Linked DNA regions of Mus musculus: region 1 is linked to region 2. A link is a contact called in ENCODE POLR2A ChIA-PET data. All regions are on one chromosome and are shown on one strand. The core of a region is the stretch at or near the end of the contact, and the rest is flanking DNA. Distances in the headings are between cores, read along the strand shown.

Region 1 (2,700 bases), core at 74-2,573, 200 kb before region 2:
TGGAAGTGACTGAGGTCCTGGAAGAGATCTGATGGGTGAATATTGGATTGGTGAAGAGGTGGCGATAATATGGGGAAGAGACCTGGCGAGCCCGGGTTACAGCCTCCCCACTGGTGATAAGGGACGGAGAAGAATGAGTGGTTTGACTTTTGGGGAAACGTGGGTTGGGGAAGTCCAGGATAAGGCTTTGGGATGGATGTACGTGGATTAAGCAGAGGGGTCGCAGTTTGTCTGTTTCTTTACCTTCTGAGTCGGAAGGCGGCAGGGAGCCCGGGTCCATGAGCTTTCCCTGCGGGACCATCAGCGCTTCGCCCAAGCTCCCATTTCCGGGAGATTTCTGCTGGAAGGAGGGGGGAAGAATGCCCCCGAATCACCCTGAGGAGTCTAGCTTGGGGTTGGGGGTGGGGTCCCGGGGTGGCTCAGGGGCCAGGCGGTCCTGGACCCACTGAGACCCCCCGGGAGGGGGCTGCGGGGCGAGTAGGGGCGGGGTGCGGGGCGGGGGCGGGCGTGGAGGCCGGCGCGGCGCTCACGCTGCAGAAGGTGTAGGGCACTCGCTGGTCCAAGTATCCGCCTTTCATCCTCCGCTCCATCCGGCCGCTCCCTCCGGCCACAGGGCCGGGCCCCCGCGCGGAGGCAGAGACCTGGGAGGGGGGAGGCAGTTCGCACACGGTCCCGGGAGCGCTGCGGGGGGGAGGGGGCGATCGCGAGGCTTTGGATCGGACAGCGAAACTTCTCCGACTCGCTGGGACCTGCGCGGCCGAGCGCCTCCACCGCCACTCCTCTCCCGCCAAAGGAGGTCCCACCTGCTCCCTTGAGCTGGGGTTGGTGTGTCTGCTTTCTGCAGCCCTGCTCAGCCCGAACTGGGTTACATAAGACGTGTGTGTGCGTGTGTGTGTGCGCGCGTGTGTGAGTGTGTGTGTGTGTATGTGGGCGCGCGCGCGCGGCGCACACCATTCGCACGCCCATAACTCAGGCGCCCCCTCCAGCCTCGAATCCCGACGCCTCCCACCCCCGCCCCGGAATGTGCGGAAGCGGGCGCCGAACAGAGAGAGTGTGGTGTGTGGGAGATGAAGCGGGGAAATCACAGACACTCTCCCTTCCTTCCCCTTCCGCAGCTTCACCTGAGGTCCGGGCGTCTGTGCCGGAGCCGCGGGGGGATGCTCAGCATGCCCGGGGGATGACACAACTAAGGTGGCGGGGCTAGGCCGGAGCGAGGCGGCCTGAGCCCCGGGTCCCCAGAGCCCCGGCTTGTTTTCCGGGCGCAGCAGACAGTTGTGAGCCCGGGGGAGCAGCTGATTGGTGCATTTCCTTTGCCTTGGCCTCCGTTCTCGCTCTTCCCCCGCCCCTCCCCACCGGTTCCCTTTGTTTCATTGACTTTTGTGAATGAAACCCCAGGGCCGGGCACGCCCGCCAATCCTCAGACTCGGCTAGCTGAGCTTGAGGGAGGAGTTTCCCAGCCACGAAGACCAATCAGAAAGTAGGGGCTGGCTCCTGGCTTCATTCACTTTTTGGACTTCCATTCATAAAAAAATAAACTCCTTTCGGCTTTAGTTCATTCATAAAGAATTGAGAAAAAAAGACGGAAGCTGAAGACCCGGCAGCTTCTCCACGGGTTCCAACCTGGGTTTTGGGTCTAAGGACCCCTGAGCTCCTTCCGCTGGCGTTAGCTCACGCCTCTGTGCATCTATACTTACGTGGGAGTGTGAACACGTCTGTGTGCCCTGGGGGGAGGGGGAGGCAAACGGACTTGTGCGCCCAGAGGAACCATAATAACTAGCATTTATGAAGCGCTCTGCCTCCACGTGCTAATTTCCTTCCCATAACGTGGTGCTGCGGAGCGGTTTCCATTTTACTTTACAAATGAAAATGGAAGAAAGCTAAGAAAGACACCATGGCCTCCTCACCTGAGGTAACTCAGCTTGTCACTGAGGGGCATTAGCGTTTCAAAGCCACCAAGGTCTTCTGTGCAGCCCTCTGAGACCCCGAGCTACTTGAAAACAAATGGAGGCACAGTTGGTGCTCAGTAAATGTAAACTGGCTCAAACCGGCTTTCTCACGGGTCTGTGATCTGTAGAGTTGCTTATTCTGTGACCCGCTTTATCATTCATTCGAGGCTTTGCCAACAAGAGGCTCAAGGATGTCTCTCTCGCTGCCATCTTACTCCTTATGATAGGAAGCAGAAATCCCAAGTGACTTGGTGATCAAAAGACAGGATGGGTTCCAATTTTGTCCAAGAGGTTGATCTTAGTGTTTGTCATTCGAGCATCACTGCCTTCAGTAAATATCTGCTGTGTCAGACATGGTGCTGGGCGCCAAGCAAGTGTGAGAAAGACTACCTCCCTTGGGATCTGGGTTGCTTTAGATGCCGTCACAAGGACCCACAGGCCCACAGGGCTGCTTTCAAAGTTCATCTGTCTAACCAAACAGTACTTCTGAGAAAGAAAAGGTGCATGCAATCTCTTCCAGCCTGTAGGAGTCAGAGAAGGGACAAAAACCTTAACCCCCTGGCACCTGAACTGGGCTCTTTCTGCCACACAAACTCCTCCCCTTTACCTACCAAACTGTTCTTTAAAGTTTGAACCTGCTGCCGCTCTCCTCTAGGGACCCCCCTTTTCATGAGAGCCTGGGTCAGTCCATATATATGGTGAGGTATCTTTCATTCTCTTCCCTGTTAGAGAAATCCCTATATAGTTATGGGGA
Region 2 (2,700 bases), core at 145-2,644:
TGGGAGAGGTTCCCTAAGACTATGCAGCGACTGAGCTGGAGGCTGACCCTGTGAGTCTGTTTAGCCACTTGCTCAGGAGCAAGAATGCACAGCCACGTTGACAGAATGCTGAAGAGCGCGTCCATATATCTCAGCTCTCTACCACCAATCCAACCGTCAGCAAATGCACCATGATGACCACCACCGTTCTGAAGAGTGAACACCATATGGTGTTTGACACATAGTAGGTGCTCCGTATGGAAATAAGCGATGCAGTACATGCAACCTGCCCCCAAGTGTCTGAGACTAATCATGTGAAACCCCTCTGGCTCTGCTGCAGGCTAGGCAGCAGGTCCTAGGTGCAGGACAGGAAACACACATGTAAGACATTGAAAGATCCTTACAGCCCCTCAGCCATCCCGGCCATCGCTTCCTAGTGTGCAAAAACAGAGCTTAGGACTTTAATAAATGGGGTCTTCACATTCATGAAAACCCAACGTGGATCTTCCTGCAATGTGGATCATGCCAACTTTTATCTTGGTGTTAATATTGGTTCTCTCCCACTGCTGAGAAATTCTTATTAATAACATGACTAAAGTTTTCTTTTTAAAATAAGAACACATACGAGCTCAATAATATACACATTTCCTAGTGGTGCAATTAGGAGGAATTTTCAGATGGCTCGGGTCTTTATCATTTTGTTTTTTTCCATCTAAGTCAAACTTTATCTGGAGAAGCCAGGAAAGCCTTGGCTCAGCTACTTCCTCTTCTAGGGTATTTTAGGGTATTTGGATTTCCTGACACGGACAGGAAAAGCTCCACACCCAGATTGTAACGTCATCCCGTTGCCATGGCAACGAAGGCAGACATTCCACGGTGACCTCACTGCAGAACTAGGCAGCTGTCACATGACGCGCGGCCAAGAGACAGCCCTGCCACCTGTTAAGAGAACGTGGTAGCCTTGACCCCGCCCAAGCCCAAGCCAGAGCTGGTAGAGGCTGAGGTCAGGCACTTTGGGGGTTGGGGGGCGTCTCTGGGCATGCGGAGTCCAGCTCCTCCGCTTCATGCGCGGGGAGTAGGCGTCGACTCCAGGCTGGTCCCCAGCACCCGCTCTTGCTCTCAGGTCGGCGACCGCGCCCAGGATCCACCCCCCCCCCATGGACCCCACTCCAGCCCCCAAGTAGTAGTCGGGGCCCGCTGGGAGCGGCTACGGGTTTGGCCCTCCCAGAGACTCACGCGTTGCCCACGTAGACCCTCGGGACGACCTCGTTGCAGGGCTGGCTCGGCAGGCTGTAGCAGCCGCTGCCATCCGAGAGCAGGTCGTTGAGATCTTGCACCGAGAGTTCGAACGAGCTGGACATGGCGGCGGCGGGGCGCTGCACGCCAGGGCAGGAGCGAACGAGGGGGAGAAGCCGGGTCAGCGGGGCGGGGCTGCCCAACCGGGAGCCGCCCCGTCCCGCCCCGGAGGCGGGCCCACTGGGTGCGGGAAGCTGCGGTCACGCTAGGCAGCGCAGAGGACACGCGCGACTGGCCAAGCGCCGCAGGACCCCGGGGCACGTTCCTGGCCGAGATGCCATCACTCCCGTGTCATCCGTACTCATTCACCCTGGCTAAGGCAGTGGAGCGCAGGCACTTCATTTACTGAACCCAATGCGGGACGCCTGGGTACACCTGGAGTCGCTCTTTCAGGATAATGGGTACCCCTGGGGTTTGCTGTGAACCCTTCTCGCTGCACACCAGCAGAGTGGGCATCCATTCATTCACCCCAAACACACACGTCAGAACACATCTTCCCAGCCCACGACTGCTGAACCAACAACCTGCCTACCCAGGAGATGGATCCTTACCCAAGGTTACAGGAAAGAGCCCTATTCTGGAACACTTCTTTTAATGTTTGATGTGAATCAGCATTGAACTTTTTAAAGGCTGAAGGTATAGGTCGCCAGGTTTGGCATCTGACCCTGGGGGACTACTTTAACCTTAGCCTGTGTGCTGGCGACTAAAAGGGAGGAAAGCAGTTTGAACAGCTATAATTTTGTGAGACCCGAAGTGTCTACGAATCTGTAACTTTTGAGTGTAAACACAATATAAATGGAGAATTCTCACACCTGACCTGTGACAGTCAAAACACAGGCACACTAAAAATTACTGTACAAAACTGTATTCAGGATATATTTATATGTGACGCATTAATGGATTTCATGTTTAGACTTGGATCCACTCACTACATATAGTATATATATTATATCGTAAAGTCTCAAACATTTCTGTCCCAAGCACTTCAGTAAAGAATATGCAACATCTAACTCCTAAGAATTGCTGGAGGGCTGGCAAGATGGCTCAGAGGGTTAAGAGCACTGACTGCTCTTCCGAAGGTCCTGGGTTCAAATCCCAGCAACCACATGGTGGCTCACAACCACCCGTAATGAGATCTGACGCCCTCTTCTGGTGCGTCTGAAGACAGCTATAGTGTACTTATGTATAATAATAAATCTTTGGGCCAGAGCGAGTGGAGTTGACCTAAGTGAGCGGGTCATCTGTACAGCTATAGTGTACTCACATACTTAAAGTAAATAAATCTTTTTTTTAAAAATTTGCTGGAAAGATTCCAGAAACATTCAAGGGGTTGCGGAGGTTCCTGGGCTGGCAAGGTGCCCAGCATGCACAAAAACCTTAGTTCAGTTCCCAGCGCGGAACATACAGGCGTAGCGGTTGCAGAAG

Evidence for each region. ChIA-PET counts read pairs that join two places held with the same protein, here RNA polymerase II (POLR2A).
Region 1: POLR2A ChIA-PET joins it to region 2 with 13 read pairs in Patski. The contact joins the promoter of Etv4 here to the promoter of Dusp3 in region 2. POLR2A ChIA-PET finds 5 or more read pairs at or near these places in 2 of 5 experiments (Patski and embryonic stem cell).

What each region holds. Positions count from the first base shown.
Region 1 is chr11:101,783,987-101,786,686 of GRCm38, forward strand. It overlaps Etv4 (ets variant 4), which reads right to left and starts at 1,324. Exons shown (of 13, transcript NM_001316365.1): 1 at 1,122-1,324; 2 at 531-641; 3 at 244-337; 4 at 1-28. The coding sequence starts at 590. Gm39392 (a long non-coding RNA gene) reads left to right here and starts at 1,335. Exons shown (of 3, transcript XR_880221.3): 1 at 1,335-2,700.
Region 2 is chr11:101,983,397-101,986,096 of GRCm38, forward strand. It overlaps Dusp3 (dual specificity phosphatase 3 (vaccinia virus phosphatase VH1-related)), which reads right to left and starts at 1,395. Exons shown (of 3, transcript NM_028207.3): 1 at 1,216-1,395. The coding sequence starts at 1,340.